2 separate regions of the Homo sapiens genome follow, and region 1 is linked to region 2. Evidence: chromatin loops called from intact Hi-C (ENCODE). Cell type or tissue: heart right ventricle. All regions are shown on one strand. Links, peaks and the distances in the headings refer to the core of each region. The heading gives the core; the rest is flanking DNA. Region 1 overlaps DBT (dihydrolipoamide branched chain transacylase E2). Region 2 overlaps RTCA (RNA 3'-terminal phosphate cyclase).

Region 1 (16,297 bases), core at 7,733-15,732, 58 kb after region 2:
TGTAGTCCCAGCTACTCGGGAGGCTGAGGCAGGAGAATCGCTTGAACCCGGGAGGTGGAGGTTGCAGTGAGCCGAGATCGTGCCACTGCACTTCAGCCTAGGTGACAGAGCAAGACTCCATCTCTTAAAAAAAAGGAAAAAAAAGAAAGGTTGGACAATTTGCTCAATGGTTGGTGACAGGACCAAAGTTAGAACTTAGATGACCTGAGTCTTTGTCCAGAATATTTTCTATGACATGTTGCTTCTAAAAGCTAGAAGGTGATTTATTGAAGGCTTCCTACTACTTTTTATTATTATAAAAGCAGGAGGGGTGCATTGCAGAAAGTTCTAAAATACAGAAAGCCAAAACAACAACAAAAACCCTAATGTTCACAAATCACACTCAATGCATTCGTGTATATCATTCCAGATATTTTTCTAGGTCATATGTGTACATGTAGGTATTTTTTTAACCAAAATAATATATTGTATATGCTGTAGTCCAATCTGTTTGCTTTGTTCATCTATGTTTTCATGACAGTACATTTCAATTTTATTTTTTTGTTTGTTTGAGACAGAGTCTTGCTCTGTCACCCAGGCTGGAGTGCAGTGGTGCGATCTCAGCTCACTGCAACCTCCACTTCCTAGGTTCAAGCGACTCTCCCATCTCAGCCTCCTGAGTAGCTGGGACTACAGGTGTGCACCACTGTGCCTGGCTAATATTTGTATTTTTTTATAGAGATGGGATTTCACCACATTGGCCAGGCTGGTCTTGAACTCCTGACCTCAAGTGATCTGCTGGCCGCATCCTCCTGAAGTGGTGGAATTACAGGCATGAGCCACCATGCCTGGCCTATTTCCATTTTATATGATCGACAGACCATATTTAGATTTCCTGAATTATCCCCAAAATGTCCTTGATATTTCAATTGATTTTTTTTTAACTAGGATCCAATATAGGACCATACATTGCACCTAGTTGTTATATCTCTTAAGTCTCTTTTAGTCTAGTTTATCCTCCTCTACTTTTGTTTCATGACACTCATTTGAAGAGATTGCCTTTGTTTTGCAGAATGTCAAACTTTTTGGATTTGTCTTGTTGCATTGTGGTGTTATTTAACTTGTTCCTCTAGTCGTTATATTTCCTGTAAGCTGGAAGTAAGTTTTAAAGGCTGAATTCAGGCTGGGCTCAGTGGCTCACACCTGTAATTCCAGCACTTTGGGAGGCCAGGGTGGGTGAATCACTTGAGGTCAGGAGTTTGAGACCAGCCTGGCTGGCCAACATGGTGAAACCCCATGTTTACTAAAAATACAAAAATTAGCCGGGTGTGGTGGCACATGCCTGTAATCTCACCTACTCGGGAGGCTGAGACAGAATTGCTTGAACCCCAGAGGCAGAGGTTGTGGTGAGCCAAGATTGCGCCCCTGCACTCCAGCCTGGGAGACAGAGTGAGACTCTATCTTAAAAACAAACAAAAGAAAAAACAAACAAAAAATTAAAATTAAAATTAAAAATTAAAAAATAAAGGCTGAATTCAAGTTAAATATTTTGGGTGGAATACATCATAGATCATGTTTGTACTTCATGTTGCCTCACATCAGGATACACTTAACATCTGATGACTGCCATAGTGATGCTAAGTTTAAACACTGAACTAGGATAATGATACCCTTACCCCTCTATTGTGGAGTTGTGTTTTCCCCTTTTGTAACCAGAAAATTATGTATGTAGTGTTAGCTTTGACACTAAATAAGTAGGTTCTAATATAATTTGAGATCCTTCCTAAATCAATAATTGCTTTAGTGGTTGTGGAATGATGATTTTTGGATTTTGTCATTCCTTTAACATTATTAGCTGGCATTCTTCTGTAAAGTGGACCTTTCTCCTCTCATCAGTTGGGGCTATCTGTATTGGGGCTATCTGTATGCTACCTGTATGAAATACAGTTCTTACTGGAAAGAAAATAAATGCTTAATTCTTTCCCTTTGCCAGTTCTCGAAGTAAGGAGTTCCTTTAGTAGTCACTTCAAATGCTGATAGTAATTTTTCCAGCATTCTCAGTGTATGTGTGAGTGTATGGTCATATGTCGCATAACGACGTTATGGTCAACAACAGACTGCATATACAACAGTGGTCCCATAAGATTATAACACATCTTTACTATACTTCTTTTATGTTTATATATGTTTAAATACACAAATATTTACCATTGTGTTACAGTCACCTACAATATTCAGGACAATAACATGCTCCACAGGTTTGTGACCTAGGAGCAATAGGCTATTTCATATAGCCTAGGTGCGTAGTAGGCTATACCATCTAGATTTGTGTAAGTGCACACTCAAGTTTGGATAATTGTGAAATCACCTAGCAATGCATTTCTCAGAACATACTCCCATCATTAAGCAATGCATGACAGTATTTCAACTGATTTCATGTGTTTAATTAATTACAATCATTATTCTTCTCAATGCTCAAATCATTGTAGTGGTGACCCCTTCAACCTGGCTCCTATGTGTTCTATTAACATTGTCCTGTTAACTTTTAAAAGCTTCCTTGCTTTTGGCACAAAAGATGTTCTGGGATTCACCTCATACTTTTCCCACCCCATACCTGGAATCATTCATTTCTTCAGGGGCTCTTGTTCCTTTAAGTATTAGTGTAGAATGAATAAGAGGCTATAATCTGGGCGTTAGGGGTGCTTCCTATTACTTTGATTCTAAATTTCTTTTGAAAGACATTATTGGCTAGGCACAGTGGCTCACGCCAGTAATCCTAACATTTTGGGAGGCTAAGGTGGGAGAATCACTTGAGCCTGGGAGCTTGAGACTAGCCTGGGCAACATAACGAGACCCCATCTCTACAAAAAATAAAAAAAAATAGCCAGGTGTGGTGGCGTGCACCTGTGGTCCCAGCTACTTAGGAGGCTGAGGTGAGAGGATCACTTGAGCCCAGGAGGTAGAGGCTGCAGTGAGCTGTGTTAATGCCACTGCACTCTAGCCTGGGTAACAACAGGACCCTGTCTCAAAAAAAAAAAAAAAAAAAAGGCATAATTTAGAAAAATTTAAAGAAAAACAAAACAAAAATTCACCTTTAGAATTAAATGAAATAAACACAGTTTTTTTTGGATTCAGATTTAGAAAGGAAAGAGTGTTTCATTCTTGGCATAAACTGACAAGTAAGGATTCTGAACAGTACTATGGATGTCATTAAATTAGAATGTCCAAGCTGGAAACCAGATTAGATACCAATTTAAGTTATCTAAAAAAGCAAGTTATTTATATGAACAAGTAAACAATTGGAGTTTGTTATTTGTTTTGTTTTGTTTTGTTTTTTGACATGGGGTCTTGCTCTGTTGTACAAGCTAGAGTGGCACGATCATAGCTCATTATAGCCTTGAATTCCTGGGCACAAGCAGTCCTTCTGCCTTAGCTTCCCAAGTAGTTAGGACTCCATCATGCCCAGCTAATTGGCCTTCTGATTTTTTTTTTTTTTTTTTTTTTGTGAGATGGAGTCTTGCTCTGTCTCCCAGGCTGGAGTGCAGTGGCACAATCCTAGCTCACTGCAACCTCCGCCTCCTGGGTTCAAGCAATTCTCTTGCCTCAGTCACCCTAGAAGCTGGGATTCCAGGCATGTGCCACCACACCTGGCTAATTTTTGTATTTTTAGTAGAGGTGAGGTTTCACCATGTTGGCCAGGCTGGTCTTGAACTTCTGGCCTCAAGTGATCTGCCTGCCTCCGCCTCCCAAAGTGCTGGGATTATAGGTGTGAGCCACCACACCTGGTGCTGGTTTTGTTTTTAGAGTTTGTTTTGACATCTCAAGTAAGATCCAACTTAATAAGTCTGGGTATAGCAAATTATAAAATCACAGTACATTTTGTGGGGGGCCTGTGTTTTTTCTGGAGAATTTTTTTTCACAAAAATTAATATTCTCTATAACATGATAAATCTTAAAGAAATTATGCTGAGTGAAAGAAGCCAGATCCCACCACTCAAAAGAAAACATGCTATATGATTTCATTACATACAATTTTAGAAAATCCAAACTAATCTCTAATAACAGAAAACCAACGAGTGGTTGCCTGGTGACAGAGTATGGAGGGTAGGAAGGGTTGGAAAGGAGGCATTACCAAGGAATACGAGGAAACTTCTGGAAGTGATAGACATGTTCATTATCTTGATTATGGTGATGGTTTATGAGTATATACATATTTCAAAGCCTATCAGATTATATGTGTGTGTGTGTGTGTGTGTGTGTGTGTGTGTGTGTGTGTGTATATATATATTTTTTTTTTTTTTTTTTTTTGGGGGGAGACGGAGTCTCACTCTGTCGCCAGGCTGGAGTGCAGTGGCATGATGTCGGCTCACTGCGACCTCCAACTCCCTGGTTTAAGCGAATCTCCTGCCTCAGCCTCCTGAGTAGCTGGGATTACAGGCAGGCGTGCACCACCACACCCAGCTAATTTTCATATTTTTAGTAGAGACGGGGTTTCACCATGTTGGCCAGGATGGTCTTGATCTCCTGACCTTATGATCTGCCCACCTCGGCCTCCCAAAGTGCTGGGATTACAGGCGTGAGCTACCATGCCCAGCCTCAGATTTTATATTTTATGTATGTGCAGTTTATTGTGTGTCAGCTCTATCTCAGTAAAGCTTAGAACAAAATTAATGGCATTGGATAGGTTATATTTACAGTAAAAATTATCTGACAGTATTCTTCATAGAGAACTGATAATTTGCTAGCCATTCTGTTTCATTTGCCATTCATAATATGCTTTAAACAATTATCTTGCATGCTAGTTTTATTTCACATCTGTACCTTTTTGCTTTTATATTTGGACTTGTTTTTTATATTTTTATTGTAAGAATAAACTATGAAGCATAAGCCCATGTATCAAATAAGCAGGCCTATAGAAATTAAATTCAGCTTAATGAGAGAAATTTATATATGCTTCATTTTAATTGTGGAAATAAGAAAGATTTCTAAATATTTTATGTATCTTTTCTTAAGCAAGAATTTGTAGTAATACTGAATTTATGTTTTTCCTGTCTTAATGCTAGTAAAACCAATTATATAAAAGACGAACACAAAGTCTTCTAGAAGTATAAATTATATTATTAACATTTTACAGGTGGAAAATTATTATAGCATAGAGCCATGAAGGGTAGAAGAGATCAAGACTAGACATCTTAATAGTAGTATTGGAAATTAAGTCCTATCTTGTAATGCTAATTATATTCTATAGTACTGTCTTTTGTAACATAGTAGTAGTCTGCTTTTCAAAGCTAGAGGGTCATGATAATTTTGGTGAGGGAAACTGTATTTGTGACCTCCAAGTCCTATCTATGAGTCCTTTGACTGTAACAGACCTCTACTTCAAAACAGTTTATTGGACTCAGGTATGCCAACTTGTATCTGTGACATATAAAAAGGCATATACTATTAAAAAAAATGACAAGTTGAAATCCAGTTACTTAATTTTTTTTTTTACTTAACATTATCACCATTATATCAAAGCTATTCCATGTTTCAGTGCCTTGTCTACTGTAAATGTGGTTTAGACCATGTGCAGTCACTCATGCCTATAGTCCCAGCACTTTGGGAGGCCCAAGTAGGAGGATCATTTGAAGCCAGGAGTTTGAGACTAGCCTGGGCAACACAGTGAGACCTCATCTCTACAAAAAATTTTAAAAATTAGCCAAGTGTGGTGGAGCACACCTGTAGTCCCAGCTATGCAGGAGGCTGAGGTGGGAGGATCGCTTGAGCCCAGGAGTTTGAGGCTGCATTGAGTTATGCTTGTGCCACTGCATTCCAGCCCAGGTGACAGAGCAAGACCCAGTTTCTTAAAAACACGCACACACAAAACAAACAAAAAAGTTAGACGGGTGGTAGTACACCCCTGTAGTCCTGGCTACTCAGACAGAGGAAACCCTGTCTCAAAACCAAAACAAAACTAAAACCAACTCAGTTTAAATTGTGTTACCTCGAGTTGTCTTTACAGCTGATGTGGTGACAGATGCTTTCTCTAGCCTCTATTTATTTAATGCAGTAAAATGATTCCTCACTTTTCTAAACAACTAAGCCTCTTTGTTCCAAAACTTTTCAAAAACTTTTTTTTGAGAGAAATCATTAATTTTGTTTTAAAAATTTCATACATGTTAATTCTTAAAGTGAGGATATTGAGTAAGCTTTTTTGATTATGCAAAGACATGTTATGAACATTCACCACTGTACTAGAAACAATACAATTCTGCGTTTGATTTTTAGTTTTTCAGCCCGTTTAGATTGTCCTTGTGCCAGGTCATCACCCACCTTCCTAACTTTCTGAGAAGACATATAACCAAGTTGATTAAGAAGTATTTGCTAACAAAGGCAAATAGGAGCTGATTGAGAGTGTAAATACCTTTCCTCTGGGTCAAGTGGACAGTTTTAATGCTGAGGCTGTGTGGCACCTATTTTAGGTACACTGGGCCATGAAGCTATGTTAAGATGAAGTTGCCAGGATGCTCCACCACCAGATAAGTGGAGAGTTACTGAACCTAACTGAGAGGTACCATGGGGCAGTGAAAGGAGGAGAAAGAGGGACATGAGCTTTAGCAGAATACTTTATAAAACTAATATTATTCTGCCATTATATTGCATTTACCCCTTAACATCAACTTGTATTGTTGATTGGTTTCTCTGTGCTAATACTATATATACATCTCATTTAACAAATGTAATATCTGCTTTTGACACATGGACCATTGAGACTCTGAGAGGTTAAATAACCTGCCTATGATTACATAGCTACTAAGTGGTGGAGTTAGGATTTGACCTCAGCTCTGTTTAATGTGAAAGCCCATGCTCCTAACCACTTTGTTACACTGATAATTTAGTTCAGAGAGGATGGATATCAGCTTCATTTTGCATCTAGAGTAATGGGACTTACTTTCTAACACTTTACATATGCATTATTTACAAAATTCTGCTACAACAACACAGTTTAGTTTACAAATATATAGATTTTATAATATTGAAATGTTTACCAGGATTAGTATAAAATGTTTTAAAGAAAAGCTCTTTGACATAAAACCATTCCAATAATGTAGTGTACCATCTAACTAAATTACATTCAGTAACATAAATTGCATGGTTCAATGCTAGGCATAGTAGGTGCTCTTGGTAGCTATAACTGTTCATTTTGTATAGCCTATTGTAGATTAAATTGATTGAATTCGCTGTTTTAATAATTTGAAGTGAAAAAGAAAATGCAATGAAATCTTTTCAGTTTGGATGTCCTTAATTTTCAATTTATGAACATTCGGACAGGAACTAAAGTTTATTTTTGTGCTATGAAGAAAGGTCTTCCAAACACACTTGAATACTTTAGTATTTCAAAGCATTTTTCTTAAAAGAATTTCTCCTAGCTGAGTGAATTAAGGGGATTACTTAATGTTATTCTTAGAAATACCTAAGAATATTGCAGTTTCACAGTTTTATCAATTCATATTATTCTTTTATTTAGTTAACCTGAAATAATGTGGTTTTATTATAAATTTGCTTTCTACGAGGAATTACCTTAACACGAGATTGACAGGCTTCATAAGAAAAAGTGTTTACTTACCAGTGTTTGTTTGCTTTTTCTTAAAATTAGTTAAAGCTTTTAAAACTGTACTCTAATTCCCTAACTGAAGATCAATCATCAAAGGCTAAAATCTCACATATTAGACTGTGATGCTAGAAACACTAAAGTCATATCAACTGGGGAGACTTGTGAAATTCAAATTTGGTCAACTTCATCCCCCTTAGAGTCCGTTTCTACATTGGTAACATTGAGAAATCTGTCCTACATACTCATAACATTTTTGTAATCAGAGGAGAAAATATGTGTAAAAACACTGAAGGAGGCCAAGGCAGGAGATCACTTGAAGTTAGGAGTTCAAGACCAGCCTGGGCAACGTAGTGAAACACTGTCTGTATTAAAAAAAGAAAAGCAAAAAATAAACATTTTGAAGATTATTTAAAATCTTCTGCTGTGTAGTAAGGTGGTATTTTATTACTTGGTTAAGTGACAGCTTTCTTCCAACAACTACATGACTATTAGAAATAATATATGAGTGACTTCTCACAAGTAAGTTTGTCATTCATATTTACACTCAAGTTACTCTAAAAGGGTAGTACTATGTAGGTAATATATCACAAAATGTTTTCCAGAAAGGTAGGTAGCAATAAATTACTTGGTCTTTTGGAATAATGTAATAATTTTTGTATGTTATATATTTGGATATTTATACATTCTCTTCAGCAAATATGCATTATCCAAGTTAGCATTGGAGTTCCTACCATATTGGGGTTCCTACCATTGAATCCCCTGATTTTCGTTTGGATCTTGGTTCCACATGCTAATCTTTCTTACTCATTTCTCCAATGACTTTAACAGATGTAGAGAATATACAGAGATTCTGAAAATTCAACAAAAATTATGCCTTGAACTATAGGAGTTGTATTCTAGCTACTTTGACCAGAAGGAAAATTTACTAGGGCTATGAACTAATGGAAACAGCACAGATTGAGTCAGCCCTAGGACTGAATTCAGCTCTTAGATTTATTAGGTGTCTCACCTTGAGCCAATCTGTTCAGTCAAACCTCACTTTTTAAACTGTCTATAAAATGGGGATAATAATACCTATCTTAAACAGTTGTAATGAAAAGTAAGATACTGCATATGCAGGACAGTATTTGACACATAATAGATGCTCAATACAAGTTTTGGGTTTTTTTCTCTTCCCTTCCTTACCTTTAGGAGAATTTCTTTGTAGCTCCACTGGGCCAATTCATAGACTAGTAAAGAGGAATGAATAGACTATCTTATCACGGTTGCAGTAGTAGAAGATTTTTATTTACCTAGAAATGAATGTCAAAACTGTCAAAGCAGATTCAGTTGTCTGTTCATTTTCAGAAGTTCTGTCAGTCTTTAATTTACCAATTCAGACAGATTCTGCTATATGTATACATCACTGATTTCCTAACAGCAGAATTTGACAATTAAGTGCTCTCAAAAACATTTTTTTTTTTTGCTTGCAGAAATATATGCTAGTAGCCTGAGATAGTTTTTCTAATAACAGGAATCCAGAACTAGAGAATAAAACAACCAAATTAGCATTAGCCACAGCAGTTCTTTTTTCTTTTCCTTTTTTCTTTTTGAGGCAGCCTTGCTCTGTCACCCAGGCTGGAGTGCAGTTGTGCAACCATGACTCATTGCAGCCTTGACTTCTTGGGCCCAAGTGATCCTCCCACTTCAGCCTCCTGAGTAGCTGGAACTACAGGCACACACCACCACACCTGGCTAATTTTAAAATTTTTTATAGAGAGAGGGTCTCCCTATGTTGCCCTGGCTGATCTCGAACTCCTGGCCTCAAGCAATTCTCCCGCCTTTACCTCCCAAAGTGTTGGGATTACAGGTGTGAGCAACCATGCCCAGCCACCACAGCATTTCTTAAACTATTCAAAGCAGAGCAAACTTTTACGTACTATATCATCTCAGGAAAGTGTTTAAGATTTTCATAGATTTTATATGATTCTTGTGCGGTTTTTTTTGAGACTGGGTCTCACTTTTTCACCCAACCTAGAGTGCCGTGGCGCCAACATGTCTCACTGCAGGCTTGACTTCCTGGGTTTAAGTGATTCTCCCCGCCTCAGCTTCCTGTGTAGCTTGGACCACAGATGTGTGCTATCGTACCTAGCTAATTTTTAAAATTCACTTGTAGAGATAGGGAGTCTCACTTTATTGCCCAGGCTGGTCTTAAACTCCTAGGCTCAAGTAAGTGATCCACCCACCTTGGCCTGCTAGAGTGTTAGGATTACAGGCATGAGCCATTGTGCCCAGCCCATTCTTTCATATAATTTATCTTACATTTGATCCTTATTCCGTGCTGTTTATAAATATAAATGAGAATTTTATTAGAAAAATGTTTAAAATACAAATTTTTTTTTTTTGAGACAGGGTCTCACTGTCATCCAGGCTGGAGTGCAGTGATGCAATTACAGCTCACTGCAGCCTCGACCTCCTGGGCTCAAGCAATCCTCCCACCTCGGTCTCCCAAGTAGCTGGGACCACAGGTGTGTGCCACCAAACTCAGCTAATTTTTAAATTTTTTGTACAGGTGGGGTCTCCCTATGTTGCCTCAGCTAGTCTTGAATGCCTGGGCTCAGGTGATCCTTCTGCCTTGACCTCCCAAATTGCTGGGATTGCAGGCGTGAGCCACTGTACCTAGCCACAACACATTTTAAAATTTCTTGAGGAAAACTCTCATGTTTAAACTTGTAGCTGCTATATTATTTCAACAGGAGTGACATATCCACCAGGTACTAATAATTAAAAAGTACCAGGTACCGGCACACACCCCCCCCCCCACTCTACCCATACCATTAGGATAGTTGTGTTTTCCTATTCTGAAGTAGTTCAACTTTTATACATTTAGACTATAAACTTTAATTTATTTAGATATTATAGGCCACATCTTAGTGGCCTTACTTTACATCTTAGTAAAAAAAAAAAATTTTTTTTCAACTGAAGTTAAGTTTTACCTTGTTACCAGATTCAGAAGAAGATGTTGTTGAAACTCCTGCAGTGTCTCATGATGAACATACACACCAAGAGATAAAGGGCCGAAAAACACTGGCAACTCCTGCAGTTCGCCGTCTGGCAATGGAAAACAATGTAAGTTCTCTTAATATTTAAGTCTGAGATTGTATAGGAAGTGTACATTTGTATCTCTGAAAAATTAGCCAACTATCCCATGATGAAATAGCTCAATGAAATTAAGGAAACATGAAGATATTTGCTACTGAAAAGCAATAGTTGCATAAAAATACATGGGAGAAATGAGAAGTTGTAAACTTATTACTTACTATCAATTGAGCAGTATGATTTTATTATTCTTTCTTAGAGCCTAATAACAGTAAGAGCTACCATTTACTGAGCACTTGTAAATACCAGGTCTTATGTCAGGTGCTCTAGAGGCACAGCATGAGATAGGAATTTGAAGGAGGGAAAACCTGTAAAGGGACTGAAGGAAGCAAGATAAAAAAGAGAAGAGAAGGGAAATTGGCCAGACATGGTTATGGTATCAAGCATCTGGCCTGTCCCAAAGCTTGCCATGGTCCTAAGTAAAAAAAGAAAGACTCTGGCCTGATCTGAGGGTGCAAGGGAGAACCACAGAATTACTGCTTTGAGGCAAGGAGGCCGGCCTTTTGTATTTCCTCTGCCAGTCATTGACTGAATGGAAGGTGGAATGCCAGGCAGGGTGGCTCCCTGGCACTGGGATAGGTATTTACGTATTCTCATTTAACCCTGTAAGATAAGGAGCTATTTTAAGACTTGGAGGGTTTAAGTAACTAGTCTAAAGTCACACAGCTAACATAGCAAGAGCCAGAATTCAAAAGTGAGTCTATATCACTCCAAAACCTGTGCTGTTAGATGTTATATAAACCTCAACAATCATTGCCTCCATTATTTGAGCACATATGTGCCAGACACTATAGACACATCTGTAATCCTCACAAGGACCCTGCAGGCAGGTTGATTAACTTATCTAAAACCAAGTAAGCTGAACTAGGGATTTGAACACAAATCTGTCTGGTTCTGAAACCTGAATACTTTCCACTGTGCCCCACAATGAGACTTTTTGTTTGTCTCTTTTTGAGAAAAGTAAGGTTGCTGTGGGAAAAAAATAAAAGTTTATATTTTGTGAAATATGTAATAGAGTCATTAAAATGTTCATATTCTTTCAGCCAGTTATCCTGCCACTGGGGAACTATCCCAAGAAAATAATCTAGGAATCATTCTTCCTTGTATTTTATATAGCCAAAAATTAGAAGATGCATACACATTCAAATTATGTTATGTATCCTTGATAAAATGTTATGTAACCCTTAAATGTGTTTAAGTATGAAGACCATTTAGCATAACAGAAAATAGATATAGTAACGTGGAACATTAGGTTATTAAGGGCATCAGATGAAATAATGATTTAACATTTTGCTTTGAAATCTATAAAGCATTTTAATAATTTTTTTCTTAATAATATAGAAAGAAATATATAGAAGAAATGTATGATTTGGCTTTCCTAAAACACTCCCTAAAGATGGGTATAGAATACTTGGGTAGAGTGCTTGTATGATTACTAAAAATTAAATATTGGATTTAGTTATCAGAAATCATCTTTTTTCTTTGAATTTGCATATTTATGAATTGAGTTTGTTTAAAATTAAGAACCAGTGGCATTTACAGTTGTTTGTAACTGCCTAAAAATTATTTGTTTAAATTTTCATAGTCCATTTGTTACAAACTTAGTGTTTGCCTTAGTAAAGTCCTTTATTATTTTAGTCATCCTTAGAGATGCACTAATACAAATGAAATGGGGCCTATCCCTAAGAAATTAATACATACTATATATGAGGAGATCATTCCAAGCTTTTATGTTTATTTTTATTTAAATAGAATTAAATGTTTTGTACTGATCTTTCCAAAGCAACTACCAGAAAAATAACTAATTTGAGAGAGCTTTTGTATTATGATTATTTAAGTTGTTACGTTTTTAACTGGTAGCCAGTGTCAGAAACATTGGTCTAAATTTGGTATAGCATTTAGTTTCTCTTAAATTCTCAGCTCTCCCTCTTCTTATGTAGTCCCCAAGAATAGAAAAGGTCGAGTAAGAATTATGCAAGAGATTTTAAAATACTTGAGTATAAAAATGTAAGTTTTCAGCTGGGCATAGTGGCTCACGCCTGTAATTCCAGCACTTTTGGGAGGCTGAGGTGAGAGGATAGCTTGAGGCTAGGAGTTCAAGACCAGCCAGGGCAACAGAGTGAGACCCTGTCTCTACAAAAAATTTTTTTAAAAAGTAAGTTTTCATAAATAGCTCTAGATTATATATAATATAGATACCTGATGGTTACCACATGCATATGTGAACAGTATATACAAAAGTAATGATTACTTAAGTAGAAAATGAAAAGGTTATTTCCTTTTACTAATTTATTGGACAGATATATTTTACTGTCAGTTGATCAAATTCCATTTTGAAACTTTAATGATGTTTTTAAATAGTTGTATTTTTGGCATTAAAATATATCATTTTTTAGATTAAGCTGAGTGAAGTTGTTGGCTCAGGAAAAGATGGCAGAATACTTAAAGAAGATATCCTCAACTATTTGGAAAAGCAGACAGGAGCTATATTGCCTCCTTCACCCAAAGTTGAAATTATGCCACCTCCACCAAAGCCAAAAGACATGACTGTTCCTATACTAGTATCAAAACCTCCGGTATTCACAGGCAAAGACAAAACAGAACCCATAAAAGGTAATGATAATAATAACAATACTATAAGGCAATAGTTCATTTATTTTGGGGGAAGCTACCTCAGTAGATAAATGTATATAATATGGTGTTTTCAAGTCTTACTGAAGGGAAAGTTCAACTTCAGTCAGCATATAATTTTTCTTTTCTTTTCTTTTTTTTTGAGATGGAGTTTTGTTCTTGTTGTCCAGACTGTAGTGCAGTGGCACGATCTTGGCTCACTGCAGCCTCCGCCTCCCAGGTTCAAGCAATTCTCCTGCCTCAGCCTCCTGAGTATCTGGGATTACAGGTGCACGCCACCATGCTCAGCTAATTTTTTGTATTTTTAGTAGAGACAGGGTTTCATCATGTTGGCCAGGCTGGTCTCGAACTCCTGACCTCAGGTGATCCACCCTCCTCAGCCTCCCACAGTGCAGGGATTACAGGCGTGAGCCACTGCGCCTGGCCATAATTTTTAAATGGTGAAATAGCATAGCTTTTCCAGGAAACACTTACAATTTATGTGTATCATTATCTTCTGAAGAGTAATACGTTAGCAGGTTTCTTGAAATATAAACTTGTATATTGATAATTGCTCTGTTTGAAGACACACAGGACATTTTAAACATTCACTATTTGTAGTTAGCTTTCAAAATAACTAGTTCTGATTTGTTATTTATAAACTCCTGGAATGATTAACTTCCAGAAGAGTGGCTTTGCAGGAAAGCTGTTAGGGAAATACATGGCTTGCATTCTTTTGAATTTTTTATATAACACAGCATTTAAAGCAGTTACCTGCTATGTTATTGCATTTGCCACTGAGTGTCATGATGCAGTCAGTGTTCCAGCTTTGAAATTAGTGACTTTCAGTGTAATGTAATGAAGAGAGTAGTAAGAGGAAGGGTTTAACTGAGAGAGTAAAAGACATTAGAGAACCTTCCATTTTAGTTTCTTTAAAAAAAAAAAAAAGGATGAAGAGATTTGAGAATTTAAATAAATGAATAACAATTTAATGCTTTTCAGGCTTTCAAAAAGCAATGGTCAAGACTATGTCTGCAGCCCTGAAGATACCTCATTTTGGTTATTGTGATGAGATTGACCTTACTGAACTGGTTAAGCTCCGAGAAGAATTAAAACCCATTGCATTTGCTCGTGGAATTAAACTCTCCTTTATGCCTTTCTTCTTAAAGGTGAGATTCATTCATTTCAAACAAGGCTTGAGTAGGACATTTATTTGTTTGTTTGTCTTTTTGAGACAGAGTTTTGCTCTTGTCACCCAGGCTGGAGTGCAATGGCACAATCTCGGCTCACTGCAACCTCCACCTTCCGGGTTTAAACAATTCTCTTGCCTTAGCCTCCTGAGTAGCTGGGAATACAGGCACCTGCCACCACGCCTGGCTAATTTTGTATTTTTAGTAGACACGTGGTTTCGCCATGTTGGTCAGGCTGGTCTTGAACTCCTGACCTCAGGTGATCCACCCCCGCCCCAGCCTCCCAAAGTGCTGGAATTCCAGGCGTGAGCCACCATACCTGGCCCCAAGTAGGACATTTAAATTTTGCTTTGCCAACATGCAATATGTTGACTGTGGCCTTGAATAAAAATATTACTTTTCGCAACATCAGATAGTTAGAAAATGTGCCATTTCTTTGTTCAATAGGAAATTATAAAATTGAGATTTCTGTACTATATTTTTAGCTGCTTATCTTTGAGCTAGGTAGAGACAATTCTGCCAGTTAAGTAAAGCCTCTGATCCTAAAAGGATCACTCCAACCAAGTCTTGGTTTGAACTAAAATGAGACTTGATATTAATTTTGCAATATCACTGACATATATTTAATATTTATTTTCATTTACTCAACCAACTTATATTGAGGATCCTGGGAATCATTTCTAGTGCTAAGCCTTGGGACCAGTATAAAATGGAGTAAGACCATCAGCTAACCTTGAGCAGCATACAGTCTAGCTCACATTAGTGACTGTGCAGCAGCTACCATGTGCCAGCCTCCATAGTAAGCATGCTGTATACATTATCTCTCTCTTTTTTTTTTTTTTTTTTGGTATGAATCTCATTTATTGAAAAGATTATTTCTCACCTTTCTCAAATTGAAGACTGCAAAAAATAAAAGCAGTGCTTCATTGAGTTGTCATGAGCCTGGGGCAGGAGCAGCAGCGCTGCCTCTCCACGCTCCGGGAAACCGCAGCTGGCGTGTGCCACATCGGTCCCACCTCGCTTTACAAAACAGTCCTGAAGCTTAATCAAATAAAACTATTGAACACAACATTTACATTAGAAAAAGAGAGCTGGGTGTAGGAAAGGCCGAGCCTGGTGTTCCCTTTAAGCGAAGGTGGCTCCACAGTTGGGGCATCTTCGCTCCCTCAAGGCAAAACAGCAAATGAACCCAAAGGGGAACAGGATGATGGCCAGGAAGATGCCCAGGAAGGTGAAGCAGTCCTGCAGCCCCCCGACCCTGCAGACGGGACAGCCTCCCACGACCACGATAGAGTTGGTAGGATAGCGGATGACGGTCCAGCTGTGGATGTTGTAGACCCTGGGATGGTGGGTGGGTGTCCGTGTGACGAGGTAGGAGTAGGGCGGCTGCGGGGGCGCGGCGGGGATGGCGCCGTAGCCGTGCGGGCCTCACGCGTAGTCGCCCTGGCCGGCCTCCAGGTTGTAGGCGGGCGGCCGCTCCTGCAGCAGAGTCTTGTGGTCCATGGCGGCCCGGCTCGGCTCTGTCGGCCCCGGCGGGGACGCGGCGCACGCCCCGGGTGGCTCGGGCCCCTCTGAGGCAGACGCGGGGCAGGGCCCATTATCTCTTAATTCTCAGAGTAACCCTGACATGTAAATATTACTGTCTCCACTTTCCATTTAAGGAAATTGGGGCTCAGAGAGGTTGAGAAACTTGTTAAGGACTTACAGCTAACAGGTGGAGAAGCTCTTTCAGGTTCTGGTCTGTTTTACTCAGAAGGACATACTGATGTCTGTAATGCCAACA
Region 2 (15,911 bases), core at 4,148-12,147:
GGTTATGGTGAGCTGAGATCGTGCCACTGCACTCCAGCCTGGGTGACACATGAGATTCTGTCTCAAAATTAAAAAAAAAAAAAAAAAAAAAAAGGAATATTTGGATATACATAATGAGATAGCTTGGGGATGCGACCCAAGTCTACACATGAAATTCAGCTAAGCACAGTGGCTCACGCCTGTAATCCCAGCATTTTGGGAGGTGGAGGCAGGCAGATAGCTTGAGTACAGGAGTTCAAGACTAGCCTGGCCAACATGGTGAAACTCTGTCTCTACTAAAATAGCCAGGCATGGTGGCGCACACTAATAATTCCAGCTACTCGGGAGTCTGTGGTGGGAAGCTCTCTAGAGCTCAGGAGGCAGAGGTTGCAGTAAGCCAAGATTGCACCACTCCACTCTAGACTGGGCAAGAGAGTAAGACTCCCATCTCAATAAATAAATAAACAAACCTGAAATTCATTAATGTTCATACATACCTTACACACATAGCTTGAAGGCAACCTTATACAATGTTTTAAATGATTTTGTGCATAAAACAAAGTTTTGTGGCATACTGCCACTTGAAAAGCTTCTGATTTTGGAATATTTCAGATTTTAGATTTTTGGATTAGGAATGCTCAACCTGTAGGAGTATTGCATACCCACTATTTATCTACCATGCTAAGTAATAGAAACCAGATCCTTTGCTAAGGAGGCATTTAAAATACACATATATTAGAAAATTAGAGGATAATTAAGTGCTAACTCTGTGATATAAACTATATACCCGACAGGAGTTCAGAAAAGTAAGAGATTATATAGGTTCTAGAATAATTTGAGGTTTCATAAAGCATGAAGGACTTAAGTGAGTCCTTGAAAAACAGCTAAAATAGGGATGGAGGATGTAAAGGAAAAGGAAAGAACTTCCGGCTTTGTAGTACTAGAAAACAGCAGGTACACTAAAGTTTTCTGCCATGTAGCAAAGAATTCCTCAGAGCCATTCACATTCCTTTCCACCCAGCCACCTTGATAGTAATGGCATGAATGGTTCTACATTACTAACTGCCATTACTAGCAGTCTGTAGCAACTGAACATAATAAGCAAAATATGAGAATCTTGCTTATTAGTATTATACACACCAAAAGCAAAATCTCAATTTCTTCTGAAATCTTAATGCTTTTCTAACTAATTGCCAATCTTCTCACATTTTGGATGTTTTTAAACAAAGGTCTCAAGGACTTGTTTTAGGACATCAGAGAGATGCCATGAGGCCGGCACGGTGGCTCACGCCTGTAATCCCAGCACTTTGGGAGGCAGATTACTTGAGGTCAGGAGTTCGAAACCAGCCTGGCCAACACTGTGAAACCCCGTCTCTACCAAAAATACAAAAATTAGCCGGCATGGTGGCACACACTTGTAATCCCAGCTACTTGGGAGGCTGCGGTGGGAGGATTGCTTGAACACAGGAGGCGGAGGTTGCAGTGAGCCGAGATTGCTCCATTGCACTCTAGCCTGGGCGACAAAGCAAGATTCCGTCTCGAAAAAAAAAAACAAAAACAAAAACAGAGAGATGCCCTGAATTACCACATACACTGAGGGAGGGAAGGAAGGTGCTTGCTATAAGTGAGGCAATTACTATACAAAGGAAATAAAGATTGATTAACCAGAGGCACAATTCATTTCAGCAGATTATTTTGCTCCCATAGTAAAGAATATAACTAACTGTAAGATAAGAGTAATGAAAGATCACACAGATACGCAACAATGGAAAGACAAAACACATTCTGTCTATAATGCAATCACTTAAAGTTGGAAGGGATCCTTAAACATAGATCACAATCACGGTCCAATATCATTTTTCAGATAAGGAAAGCCCAGAGTCACTATGCATGATAATGACAGGACATGGGACTAAAATTTAGGTCTTCTCACTCTCTGTTTAGTGCTCTCTATCATAACACACTGCCTCAGTCTAAAACAGCGAGATTTTCTCAGACAAAACAAAATCTCACCGTTTTAAAATAAAATTGAAGAATGTTATAGTTAGAAGGATTTTGGAGATTCTCCAGGCTAATCTTCTTGCTCAACATATAAGGAAACTAAGATCAAAATGGTTATAGTAACTGAGACAATGATAAAGACATCTCTAGTTACAACTTCCTGCCTCTACCACCTATGGTGGTATTGACAAGCAGCCAATGTTCCTTCTGGTGATAACCCTAAGAAATTAGGATTCAAGGTCTGGTAGTTTTGTTTTATTTTTTTGAGACAGGGTCTTGCTCTATCACCTAGGCTGGAGTGCAGTGGTGTGATCTCAGCTCACTGCAACCTACACCTCCTGGGCTCAAGTGATCCTCCCGCCTCCTGCCTCAGCATTTAGAGTAGCTGGGACTACAAGCACATGCCACCATGCTCAAGTAATTTTTGTATTTTTTGTAGAGACAGGGTTTCGCCATGTTGCCCAGATTGGTCTTGAACACTTGGGTTCAAGTGATCTGCTCACCTTGGCCTCCCAAAGTGCTGGGATTACAGGCATACGCCACCACACCCAGCCCCTAAATCCAGTAATTTTCTAGTTAATTTAAATCAGAAATGAAAGGGGATCTGGATAATAGAGGTCATGACATTCTCTCTGAGATCCTTAATATATAGACAAGCTGGATTGAGAAGACCACAAGTTACTTTTGCATTTGCTAACATCTCATTTGACTGATGTGCATGATAGGAACCAAGGAAGGATACCAGGAGGAGTCAGTCAATCTCAGCAGGCATGTTGCTCTCTCCTCTATTCTCTCCTAACACCCTAAGTCTAAAAATAAGTACTGTGTACTCTACAAGTGTTTTATCCAAAAACTACTTTAAAGTACAAGTTGCTTCATGTGACAAAGTGAGAAAAAAATGCTGACAGAACATTAGAAAATTTTTTTCAGGCCTGGTAAAAAAATTCCATGTATTACTGATAAAGTAATGATCCCTTTACAATCAATCTCAACGCAGCATATCTAAAATTATCATCTACCCTGGCAAACTAACTCTACCCCGTATATTCACAAGAGGTAAATATATCCAGTTACCTAAGCCAGACATCTAGAAGGTCATACTTTACACTGCCTTCCTCACTTCCCATACCCAACTGGCCAGCAAATATTGTCCATTCACCTTTGCAAATACCCTTTTATCAGTATTCACCTCTCTAGCCCAGCATTCCTTGGCACAGGCCCTTACCATTCTGACCTGAATTGTAATGAACTCTTATCTTCCTGCCTCTAATATGGCTTTCTTCTACTTCTCTGAATTATCTTTCAAAAACTCTCATATCACATCCCTCATTAAATGCTCTATATTTCAGGATGAAATGTAAATTCCTAGATATAACCTATAGCCTTTCAGAATCTGGCCTGTCGATATTTCTGTTGTCATCTCTCTCCATTCCCTTACCCAGATCTATTATCCACTTGCAGTTGCTTGCTCAAACACAGAACACTATTTTTTTGGTGACAGGGTCTCACTGTGTCACCCAGACTGGAATGCAGTGGTGCAATCATAGCTCATTGCAGCCTTGAACATCTTAGGATCAAGCAATCCTCCCGCTTCAGCCTCCTGAGCAGCTGGGACTATAGGTGTGAGCCACCATATGGGGCTACTTAAAAAAAAAAAAATTTTAAGAGATGGAATCTTGCCATGTTGGCCAGGCTGTTGTCAAACTCCTGGCTCAAGCAATCATCCTGCTTCAGCCTCCCGAGTAGCTTGGACTAAAGCTGCATGCCACCTCACCCAGAATACTTTTGTATGTCAAATTTCTTTGTCCTTCCTCCTTAGCTCTCACTTTTCTATCCAGCTAACTTCTATTTACCCACAGAACCCACTGGAGGACCATTAAATGGCAGAAGGCAGATTTGGTGTCAATCAGTCCCCAGAAGGATTCCCTTTGCTTCCCCTGTATTCCTATGGTACCCTGGGGATACCACTATCATAGAACTGGTCTGTTTCCTCTGCCAGAATAACCCAGGAGGCAGGAATCATAGCTGTCACTTTTGAATCCCTAGTACACAGTACCTGGCACATTTGGTAACCAGTAATACAAACAAACTCACACTTCTCCCAATGCCTGCTAAGTACTTATTACTTGTAATATGTCTGCTCCTAGTCTCCGTTTTATATTTGTATTCTCTTTGCTTCTAAAGACTGTTGTAGATAGTGCATGCAGTGGCTCAATATCCACACTGATTCCTCACTGCACCTAATATGTAATTAGTATATGCCAAATACATATTTTAGATCACTATTTCTCAAACTTCAGTATACATTAAAAGTACCTGGAAAGTTTGTTAAAATGGATTCCTGGGCCCCACTCCCACAGATTCTAATTCAATACGTCTGAGGTAGGTCCCAAAATCTGTATTTCTAACGAACTCCCAGTTGATGCTGACAAGTTTGCCTGTCTGCCAACCACATTTTGAATAGCACAGTTTTAGACAGAATTCATTTATGTGAGTTCAACTGGAAATGGTGATTTTATTTATTCTCTTGATCAGATTTGATGCCCAACTAGTTCTAGATTTACCAACTGAGCAAACTGAAGAATTCCTAATTTTTTTTGTATTCAGTAGTAATAGTGTGGCTTAACAGCATAGCTAGGGTAAACATTTTTATTTGTTTATTTATTTTGCAAAGACAAAGTCTCACTACATTGCCCAGGATAGTCTTGAACTTCTGGTCTCAGTAATCCTCCCACCTCAGCCTCCCAAAGTGCTAGGATTACAGTTGTGTACCACTGTGCCCAGCTTGGTAAGCATTTTTAAAGATGCTACAAAGTAGGAATAAAGCAATCAATGACCACGCAAACAACTAGAAGTTCACCTAAAAGTTGCCTGATTGGTAAAAGTAACTTTAAATATTAACAAACACATGCATGTATGTATCTTCTCTCTCTAATATACCAAACCTTAAACAAATTTCCCTTTCACAAAAACATTCAAAATTCTGAAATCACCAATGTAATAACTGATGCAGAGAAGAATCATCAATAGATGTTAAAACCACTGGATGAAAGCTGTTATGGGTGCAGGATAACCAGATGGCCTCAAAATATTTTCTTGGATCACTAGTTAATTACAAAGGTAAAAGGAACTTTCATGGCAGACAGATCTGCAGGACACACCTCCTTAACCAAGTGATCACACTCAACCTCACCAATAAAGGAGAAACTAACATCATGTGCCCCCTGCCGTGATACAGTGGAATGTACACAAAATCACCTATGTAGTATTCTTAATAAAAATGTTTAATCTGAATATATCATGAGACAATCAGACAAATTTAAATTGTGGGAAACTCTGTGAGAAAATGGCCTGGACTCTTAAAAATGTCAGTATCATGAAATGAACAACAACAAAAAAGGTAATGGGAGGATTGTGTATTAAAAGAGGGACTAAAGAGACTTGAGAAACAAATGCTATGTGCCCCCCCCCAAAAAAAAAAATTCCACATCGCTCTAAATAATATTTTGGAAACAATTCATTATGTATGAAGCTATCTGGTGTGTCAGAATAAAACAAATTCTTCAGGTGTAAAAATGGTATTATAATTATGTAGTTATTGCTCTTTGGACATATATGCTGCAGTATTCAGGGGTGAGACATGGCACCTGCAACTTATATTGAAATGGCTCAGAAATATACACAACAAACTAAATGTTCATAACTAGTGAATCTAAGAGAAGGTTGTATGGATGACTAGTTGAACTAGTCATTCAACTTTTCCATAGGTTTGAAATTTTCCAAAGTATAAAGGTGGGAGAAAGACTGAAAGTCTGAAAGTGTAATTGACTCTAAAAGAGAATCAATTAACTACATCCTTTTAAACTTTCATCCATCATTCTATAACATTCCAATCCTGATGGATTAAAGAATTCTGCAGTAGCATTGGGAACTATGGACCCCCTTCATTTATCTTACCTCGTTTACCAAGCGATGATCCAGCAAACAAACAGCCAGTGGAGGTCTCAGCAATAATTCTATGCAAGAAAAAAAGTTATTACTACCTTTGCTATAAATGTTCCAAATTTATGCAAATACAACAAAAGAGAACAATGACTATTAAATAGGCAGAACTAAATCTGGGCAACAAATTGCAAAAGTAAAAATTCTTCATATAGAGTGGTATGATTAACATTGTCTATCTTAATCAGACCAGTAGTATCCTTTACCACTTGACCAGGAGAAGTCACACCAGATTCTAATTCACAGGTTAAGAAATGTCTACCATGCCCCCCAACAAGTTAACATGTCATTAGCACTAAGTGGTACCATTTCACAGGCACACAGTACTATAAAGTGTTTCAGAATTATCTTAAATAAAAAGGTCGTTATGCAGAGACTTTGGTATTGTTCTACGGTTTTTAGATAGTGTTATCATAAGTAGAGCAAGCGTTTACTTTAAACCTTTTAATGGAAATTCTGAATGAGAGGATTTGGAACTTAAATATCCAAAAATGGTACTTTTATACTTCAAAAACATCAGTTAAAGAATTTGTACTAATACTTAAATCTATAACTCCTAACTGAATTAACATAATAGTTCTAGTCTGGTTTTTTTTGAGATGGAGTCTCGCTTTGTCGCCAGGCTGGAGTGCAGTGGTGTGATCTCAGCTCACTGCAACATCCGCCTCCCAGGTTCAAGTGATTCTCCTGCCTCAGCCTCCCAAGTAGCTGGGACTACAGGTGTGCACCACCACGCCCAGCTAATTTTTGTATTTTTAGTAGAGACAGGGTTTCACCATGTTGGCCAGGATGATCTTGATCTCTTGACCTTGTGATCTGCCCGCCTCAGCCTCCCAAAGTGCTGGGATTACAGGTGTAAGCCACCGCGCCTGGCCTCTAGTCTGGTTTTAAAAAGCTCTTTGCTATATTTATTTGTGAACTGATTTCACATTTGACGTATTTTATGCAACTGGAAATATTCTCATAGGACTAGCTTTAAAGCCTAACTTCTGATTAAACGTTTAAGTTCACTATATAAGGGAAAGGGATCTTACAAGGTAACAAAAGGCAAGCCATCCTCAGAAAAAATTCAGAATAATTGTCTTAATTTATCATACTGGTGTTTTAGGTAGGAATGTCCTTAAAAATATAAACTGAGGCTGGGCACAGTGGCTCATGCCTGTAATCCCAGCACTTTGGGAGGCCAAGGCAGGTGGATCATGAGGTCAGGAGATCAAGACCACCCTGGCTAACACGGTGAAACCCTGTCTCTACTAAAAATACAAAAAATTAGCTGGGCGTGGTGGTGGGCGCCTGTAGTCCCAGCTACTCAGGAGGCTCAGGCAGAAGAATGGCATGAACCCAGGAGGCGGAGCTTGCAGTGAGCCAAGATCACACCACGGCACTCCAGCCTGGACAACAGAGCGAGACTCCACCTCAATAAATAAATAAATAAATAAATACTTCTTAAAACTATAAACTTAAGCAAGAAACCCTAAAAATCTTTAATTTAATTAGATAACTATTTTAGGGTTCTCAACTAATGTGTAGGAAAAAGTATTGTCTCACATTATTCCATTTCCATTGCCAAATGCTTGGTCTTTAGGTTCTTGAACAGGCTGGATGTTAACATACAAATCCCGGATCTCCTTTCTGATGCATCTAACTGCTGCCGCTGCCATATCTTTTGCTACCTATTTTAGCAAGACAGAAAAATAGAATAAAACAATTACTGATTATTTGGAAAATTGTTTTCAAGACTTCAAAGACACATAAAATAATTGGTAGCTTTTACATGCATTATTTAATAACTTGATTTTCAAGAGAGCACTGAATTTTTAAATATGCTTATGCAAATTAATTTTATTTTTGTTAATTAATGTATCCATTAATACATATATTTCATCTTTTATTTTAGGTTCAGGAGGTACATGTGCAGGTTTGTTACATGGGTAAATTACATGTCGCTGAGATCTGGTATATGAATGATCCCATCACCTAGGTAGTGAACACAGTACCTGATAGTGTTTCAACCCTCAGCCCCCTTCCACCCTCCTCCCATTAGCAGTCCCCAGTGTTCCCATCTTTATGTCCATGTGTATTCAATGCGTAGCTTCCACTTATGAGAACATGTGGTATTTGGTTTTCTGTTCCCACATTAATTTGCTTAGGATAATGGCCTCCAGCTGCAGCCATATTGCCACAAAGGACATTATTTCTTTCCTTAAAAAAATGTTAAGTTCTCTCAATAATTTCAAAATTTAGTTGACATAATATTTATCAAGACACACATATATTTTATTTCTAAGAACATCTAAACAACTTACTTTAAATGGCAAAACACCAGCAACGAAAGCTCTTCCATATATCTTAGTCACACAGCCACGCTCAGTTAAATTTATAGGGTTCAATTGTTTAACTGGTGACATTCGAACAATCACTTCACCACCCCCTTTTGGGTAATATCCCCTATGAAAAGTATAACAAATGCCCACATAAACTGATTGCATGACAAAAACAAAGCTCTATATTACAATAAAATGACATGTCAATGATATCCAAACATGTAATCCATGGAAAGGTCTAAATATTTTAGGTCTGTATTTTGTAAAATTTTATACATTAAAAAACAAAATTTTGTCTGTACTATACAATGTGGTAGCCTTGAGATATGTGAAACTATTAAAATTAAATAAAATTTAAAAATCAGCTCCCCAGCTGCACTAGCCACATTTTAAGTGCTCAATAGTCACATTTGGCTAGTGACTACCATATTGGACAGCATAGATATGGAACATATACCCCAATGCAGAAAGTTCTATTTGACAGGGCTATTGTAGAATATAAGCGCCTTGAGGGCTAGACTTACCTATATTGTTCCTGCTATTTTCCTGTGCCTAAAACAATGTCTGGCACATGGTAGGTCCTCAAATAAATATATGATGAATATTTAAGTAGCAAAACACTTAAAAAGTTTTAATTCAATTAATTGGTGTCATTTATTTTACAGCAGACGGTGAGAAGACAGTACTCCTCCCCTCAAAGAGCTCACCATCTGGTAGGGAGATGGCTCCACACACTGTCTACTAGAATACAGGTCAGGCTATAAGAAAGGCTACAACATAGGTGCAAATATGAATTCTGATTGAGGCACAATCACAGTTCATAAAGAATTATAAGTTTCACGTTGAAAAAAACATAGGATTTCTAACTTTTGGGAGAGCAGGGGAAGAATAACATGAACAAAGACACAAAAGTCCAAAGGCACAAAGCATATTTAAGGAATAACAAGCAAACATATTGTTAGAATACATAACACGTTGAAAGGAGGAGAGGGACGAAGAAGTTAGAAAAGTTAGGGCAAGACTTCAAAGCACTTAAATGCCACACCAAGAAATATGGCCTAGTGATTGTGTGGCAGAAGGGAAGCCTTAAAGAGAAATAACCTGAATGCCCAATGTGTTTCTTAGGAAAACAATTCTGATCACATTGTGGAAGAGAATTCCTTTTATGACCCCTTAGTGTCTAGTCCAGTTGTCTACACACAGTGAGCACTTAAGCTGTGCTGGGGCATGAAATATCACTAGATATGAGGGTACCTCACTGTGAAAATTCCCTTGAAAATATTTTCCCTAGAAATAAATAACCATGATGTGTAGCTGCTCTCGAGTCCCCATGCTCCTGCTATTCATTATTTTTAAGCCACAAAGTACAATTACTTCTTACAAGAGATGCAATGTATTAAGTGGGTACCAGAAAGACAGTTCTCTAAGGGTCTAACTTTTCCACTACTTCTAGCGTAAGTAATAGATCCTAACATTTAAGAAACAAGCAACTTACCTTGTTTTAATGTCACAATTAAATATGAAACCAAATTTTTCAACAATTGGCTTGAAGACCTGAAAAAATCAGTTTTTATCATTAGGTTAATCAGCAATATTCACTAATTTAACAAGTGTATTTATTAAACAAAAGCGCTTTGCTGGCTAGTAACTGGGTGCTATAGGTAAACAGTGTTATAAGAATATGTAGGCTGGTTCCATTTTTTTCAAATAAAAAAACTGATATGTAGCTAAATTTAAAAGTTTGACATTTATTTAATCAGAGCTGTGCAAGTCTATCTAACGAAAAAAATTGGAACTTAGGATATTTGATATCAGTGGTTATTCTACTCCGAAGGCCAATACTTCCTCACGCATCTCAATATAGTACATTTAAGAAATGAGGGGGTATTGGTGAAGAGCATTCCATTCTGTCATCTCAATTTTTTGTACAGTTGAAATCTCATTCCACAGACAATGCTTTAACATTATAAACATAAGCATTTTCCTGACATCATAAAATTATTCCTAAACAAAATCTGAATGACTCCATGGCATCCTAGCCTAATTGACTTAACGGTTCTCCAAGTTTTCATTATTAGATAATGATATATCTTATATAATGATAATTACAGTATATAATGCTCTGTTCAAATACCTTTAACATTTATCTTTAGCTGAACTTTGCAATATTGAATTAGAGGAGTTTCCTTGAAGTCAAATTATTAGGTGAGGAGAGATTAATTTTTATTATACATCCCATCGAACTGACTTTGAAAAGATTATACCATCTATTAGAATGGCAATATTTCAGAGAAAGATGGTGTTTAAGCCTGATGTCTAAGGCAACTCTTTGAGATCTACTCTAGAGATTTACTTATTTCTCTGGGTTGTCTCCTATGTATCCAGGAGGTATACAGGTTATTAACCTTGTTTTGTGTTTTTTTTTAAAGGCAGAAAAAGCTTAACAAATAAAAACCTGAAAATATCAAGTGCTAGGATGGATACAGAACAGCTGGAACCCTCTATTTGATATTTATTTTTATTTTAGAGATGGGGTCTCGCTATGTTACCCAGGCTAGACTCCAGCTTAAGCTCAAGAGATCCTCCCACCTCACCCTACCAAGTATTAAATAGCTGGGACTATAGGCACACACCACTGTGCCCACTTCAGCTGGAACTCTCATATAGTACTGGTAATAATGCAAAATGTAGCCACTTTGGAAGCTAAAATAACCTGGCTATGTATTATAAAGTTAGACATTTGCTTATTATAACAACCCAGCAAGTATTTTCCCAAGAGAAATGAAAATGTACAATCACACAAAAACTTGTATATGAATGTTAACAGTAACTTAATTTATAATTGCCAAAATCTGGAAACACCCAAATGCCCTTCAATAGATGAATGGATATGCAAACTGGTACATCCATATACGAGAACACAACTCAAGTTTTCATTGCAGATACAAGCAACATGGATGAATCTCAAATGTATTATGGAGAGCAAAAAACCCAGACTCAAAGCCTACGTACAGTATTATCCCTTATATGACATTCTGAACAAAAGGCAAAACTATGACAGAAAACAGATCAGCAGTTGCCAGGGGCTGAGGCTCAGGACTGATTACAAAAACGTATAAGGGAATTTTTTAGAGTAACGGAACTATTCTATGTCTTGATTGTGGTAGATGGTTCATAACTGTGAATCATGTCACTGTCAAAAATCACAGAACTGCATGTTAAAAAGGGTGGATTCAATTGAAAAAATTACACTTTAATAAATCTAGAAGAAAAAAGATTATACCACTTTTCTCTCCCACTAGTTATATGAGCATGCCAGTATTTTTTAAATCATTTTTTAAATGTTTGATCCTAGAATGGAAGGGGCTTAATAGAAAAAAAAAGTTTGAGTTTCCCTCCAAATCATAATCCTTGTATTTATAAAATAACACATCACAACTGATATAATTTATATCACACTCGAGGTGTTTTTTGTTTTTTTAAAGACAGCATCTTGCTTTATCACCCAGGATGGAGTGCCAACATAGCTCACTGCAAACTCAACCTCCCAGGCTCAAGTGATCCTCCCACCTCAGCCTCCTGAGTAGCTTGGACAGGTGTGCACCACCATGCCTGGCTAATTTTTCTGTGTGTAGTGTTTTTTGTTTTTTATTTATATTATTTTTTTGTAGAGATGGGATTTCACCATGTTGCCCAGGCTGGTCTTGAACTTCTAAGCTCAAGTGATCTGCCTACCTCAGCCTCCCAGAGTGCTAGGATTACAGGTGTGAGCCACCACACCGGGCCCTACACTTGAGTTTTTTTTTTTAATTCACTATAAACACTATTCCAAGATATAACAACAAACTTAAAGTAAACATAATTCCCCACCCCCTACTGCAATAGACACATTTGGGAGGCTGAGGTGGGAGGATCCTTAGAGCTCAGGAGTTCAAGACCAGCCTAGGCAACATAGTGAGGCATCGACTCTACAAAAAATTTAAAAAAATTGGCTGGGTGTGTGCCTGTAGTCCCAGCTACTCAGGAGGCCAAGACAGGAGGATTGCTTGAGCTCAGGAGGTTGAGTATGCAGTGAGCTGTGATATGCAACTGTACTCCAGCCTTGGCAACAGCACTGTCTCAAAAAAAAAAAGAAAGAAAGAAAGAAAAGACACCATGAAGAGATAAACAAGAAAGTCACAAAAAAACACTCAGGATATATTTAGAGAATGGAGACTCAGAAGCATGTATGAGATCATCTTAGTTTGTCAACAACAAAAGCCCTTACCATCACTGTATAATCGATCTGTGGTGCCATTTCAGCATTAGTTCCACCTTTCAAATGAAGTTCTGATGGAGAAGCAGCAAAGAGAACACACGGCATTGAGACCTGCATCAAGAGGCACACACTCCTAAGGAGAAGGCAGAAGGGGCTTATTTTCATTTTCTTTTCTGCATTTTCTTTTCAAACTCTTAAATAAGCTATATTCTTGTTCATCACTACCAACTAAAGCACAGACAACTGTGAAGGCAGGTATATGCCATTGAGTTTCTAGTTAAAAAACATTTTAGTGTCTGAATAGTAAAATCCTGAATTTTAAAGAAAAACAGTATTTCACCATAGAAAAATAGCTTTAAATGATAACCAAACCTGGGTCTGAATCTTCAACTAAACACATTAGCTGTGTGACCTTGGCTAAGTTCTGATACTTTTCTTTATATTACAAAAAAGTAAAAAAGAAAAAAAATTAAAAATAAAACCTTCTTCAAAAGTTTTACAAAAGAATTCTTGAAACTAGCAGTTTATGAAAATGCTTTCAAAATAGACAAGGTCTGGATATGATTAGTTACTATATAACAAGGTACTGTTCCAGGTATAAAGATATAGTTCCTGTCATTGTGGAGTTCATGATATGATAGAATAATATTTTACGCAGCCATAAAAGAGAATGAGTTCATGTCCTTTGCAGGGACATGGATGAAGCTGGAAACCATCATTCTCAGTAAACTAACATAGGAACAGAAAAGCAAACGCTGCATGTTCTCACTCATAAGTGGCAGTTGAACAATGAGAACACATGGGCACAGGGAGGGGAACATCACACACCAGGGCTTGTCGGGGGGCAGGTGGCAAGGGGAGGGAGAGCACTAGGACAAATACCTAATGCATGCAGGGCTTAAAACCTAGATGACCAGTTGATGGGTGCAGCAAACCACTATGGCACATGTGTACATATGTGACAAACCTGCACATTCTGCACATGTATCCAGAACTTAAAGTATAATAAAATATTTTAATAATTATTAATTTTAATAATAACAAACACTCACAGCTTGGCCGGGCGTGGTGGCTCATGCCTGTATCCCAGCACTTTGGGAGACAGAGGTGGGATGATCACTCGAGCCCAGGAGTTCAAAACCAATCTGGGCAACATAGTGAGACTCCATCTTTACAAAAAATTTAAAAATTAACCAGGCATTGTGGTGCACGCCTGTAGTCTCAGCACTTTAGGAGAATCGCCTGAGCCCAAGAGGTCAAGGCTACAGTGAGCCATGATCATGCCACTGCACTCCAGCCTGGGAGACCAAAAAAAAAAAAAAAAAAGACTGATAGCTAAATATTTCACATGGGAAGTTTTAGTGAAGTAATCCTTGCTTTACTTGCCTGTTTGGTCCTTATAGTCAAATAATGTGAGAAATCACAAGAAATAGTTATGTAACATGATGAATTTCATAAAGTGAAACACTTGGTCATTATCTTTTCTTTTTTTGAGACAGGGGCTCCTTCCATCACCCAGGCTGGAGTGCAGCGGCACAATCTCAGTTCACTGCACCTTCCACCTCCAAGGCTCAAGCCTCAGCTTCTCAAGTAGATGGGACTACCGGCATGTACCACCATGCCCAGCTAATTTTTATTTATATATATAAATATATAAATATATATATATGACGGGGTTTTGCCATGTTGCCCAGGCTGGTCTCAAATTTGTGAGCTCAAGCGATCCACCCACCTCGGCCTCCCAAAGTGCTGGGACTACAGGCGTGAGCCACCGCACCTGGCCTGGTTGTTTTCTAAATGAGCCATTATCTCCCTTCTCCAAAGTTAAGTGAAAGCAATCATATTCATAAGTAGTTTGAAAGGGAATTCGACATAGCCTCTTAGCTATCAAAAGACAGATCTTTATTTAACTCACTTACACAATGATGCTTAAGTATTGAACTGGGAAGTCTCTATCAGTAATAATGAATTTCATTAATTCAATGAATATTTATTGGACAGGTGTGGTGGCTCACACTTATAATCCCAAAACTTTGGGAGGCCAACGTGGGTGGATTGCTTGAGCTTAGGAATTCGAGACCAGCTGAAAAACATGGCGAAACCTTGTCTCTTTAAAAAATACAAAAATTAGCGGGGCATGGTGCTGTGTGCCTATGGTCCCAGCCACGCAGGAGGCTGAGGTGGGAGGACCTGTTGGGCCCAGGAGTTACAGCTTACAGTGAGCAGTGATTGCACCACTGCACCCCCGCCTGGGCAAGAGGGATACCTTGTCTCAAAAAAAAAAAACATAAAAGTAGGGAAACAAGCTCATAGACATTAAGCAACTTGCCCAGAAAGTGGCAAAACCTGGACTTAAACCCAGGTTACTTAAATGGAATGTTAAGTGATACATACCCTGCTGTCTTGGTATCTGCTGTGTGGATTCCACCTTTGATCTTCTCTGGTGTAAAGGTTATTTCTGTTGAGCCAATTTCTGCCCCCTCCAGTTGCCCATCACACAAATCTCGAATCATTTCCAGTCCAGATAAATGTTGAGGCCTTCAGGTCATAATACTGCATCAAAACGTGTGCATTCAGACTGCCTACATCCCCACATTTTATGACAAATTTATAAAACTGCAATGGCAAGAAAACAGCAAGGTCTAACCACAGTAAGTGCCACATCTTCAGTGTCAGCTTCCTTTTGGGTTTTTATGCACCTAGACTACCTGCTAGTATGTATCATTTTAACACTTCCTTGCAGACCAGTTATTTCTGACTATAAATACATACCCTGATATATTGCTGCAAATTAGAAGTGTGCTAAAGAAGAAAACTAATAGTTATTTCAGTGCCACCAGTCTCGCTTGCACTTGACTGAACAATCTATGGTGCCTGTATGGGCTGAACTATGTTCCCCCTAAATTAATATGCTGAGACTGTAACCCTCCGTATCTCAGAATGTGACTATATTTGGAGATAGAGCCTTTAAAGAGATAATTAAGTTAAAATAAGGCCACCATACAATCTTACTGGTGTCCTTATAAAAAAAAAAAAAACTAGAACATACAGAGACGCTAGGGGCAAGGTACACAGAGGAACCACCATGTGAAGAGGCAAAAAGACAGGCCTGGAGCAGATCCTTTTCTCATGGCTCTCAGAGGAAACCAACCTTGTCAGGACCTTGATCTTGGACTTCCAGCCTCCAGAACTGTGAGGAAATAAATTTCTGTTGTTTAAGCTCCACTCTGTGTGTGGCATTTTGTTATGGCAGCCCTAGCAAACTAATACAACACCTACAGCCTAATGAATTGGATTCCCCTGTTGGTGAACTGGAGGGCTGCAAACTATGACAAAGGCAATTAACA

Evidence for each region. A loop is a pair of places that touch in the nucleus more often than their neighbours do. Peaks named below come from ENCODE experiments on the same cell type or tissue, not always from the same donor. Only the 100,000 strongest peaks of a DNase experiment are listed, where the experiment ranks them.
Region 1: it touches region 2 in a loop (5-fold over the local background); 3 of 110 quality-filtered maps call a loop at or near these places.

What each region holds. Positions count from the first base shown.
Region 1 is chr1:100,213,013-100,229,309 of GRCh38, reverse strand. It overlaps DBT (dihydrolipoamide branched chain transacylase E2), which reads left to right. Exons shown (of 11, transcript NM_001918.5): 5 at 10,563-10,684; 6 at 13,111-13,327; 7 at 14,327-14,493. It also overlaps the pseudogene BRI3P1. Among named protein-coding and RNA genes, the nearest start is that of DBT, 29 kb to the left of the region's middle. In heart right ventricle, for the core only: no CTCF peak of the experiment used is centred there; a DNase peak (open chromatin) is centred at 11,273; H3K27ac peaks cover 2,005 bases.
Region 2 is chr1:100,267,343-100,283,253 of GRCh38, reverse strand. It overlaps RTCA (RNA 3'-terminal phosphate cyclase), which reads right to left. Exons shown (of 11, transcript NM_003729.4): 3 at 14,959-15,102; 4 at 12,574-12,697; 5 at 9,802-9,860; 6 at 8,289-8,430; 7 at 7,531-7,655; 8 at 5,938-5,996. It overlaps MIR553 (microRNA 553), which reads right to left and starts at 2,013; the gene lies at 1,946-2,013. In heart right ventricle, for the core only: no CTCF peak of the experiment used is centred there; no DNase peak of the experiment used is centred there; H3K27ac peaks cover 154 bases.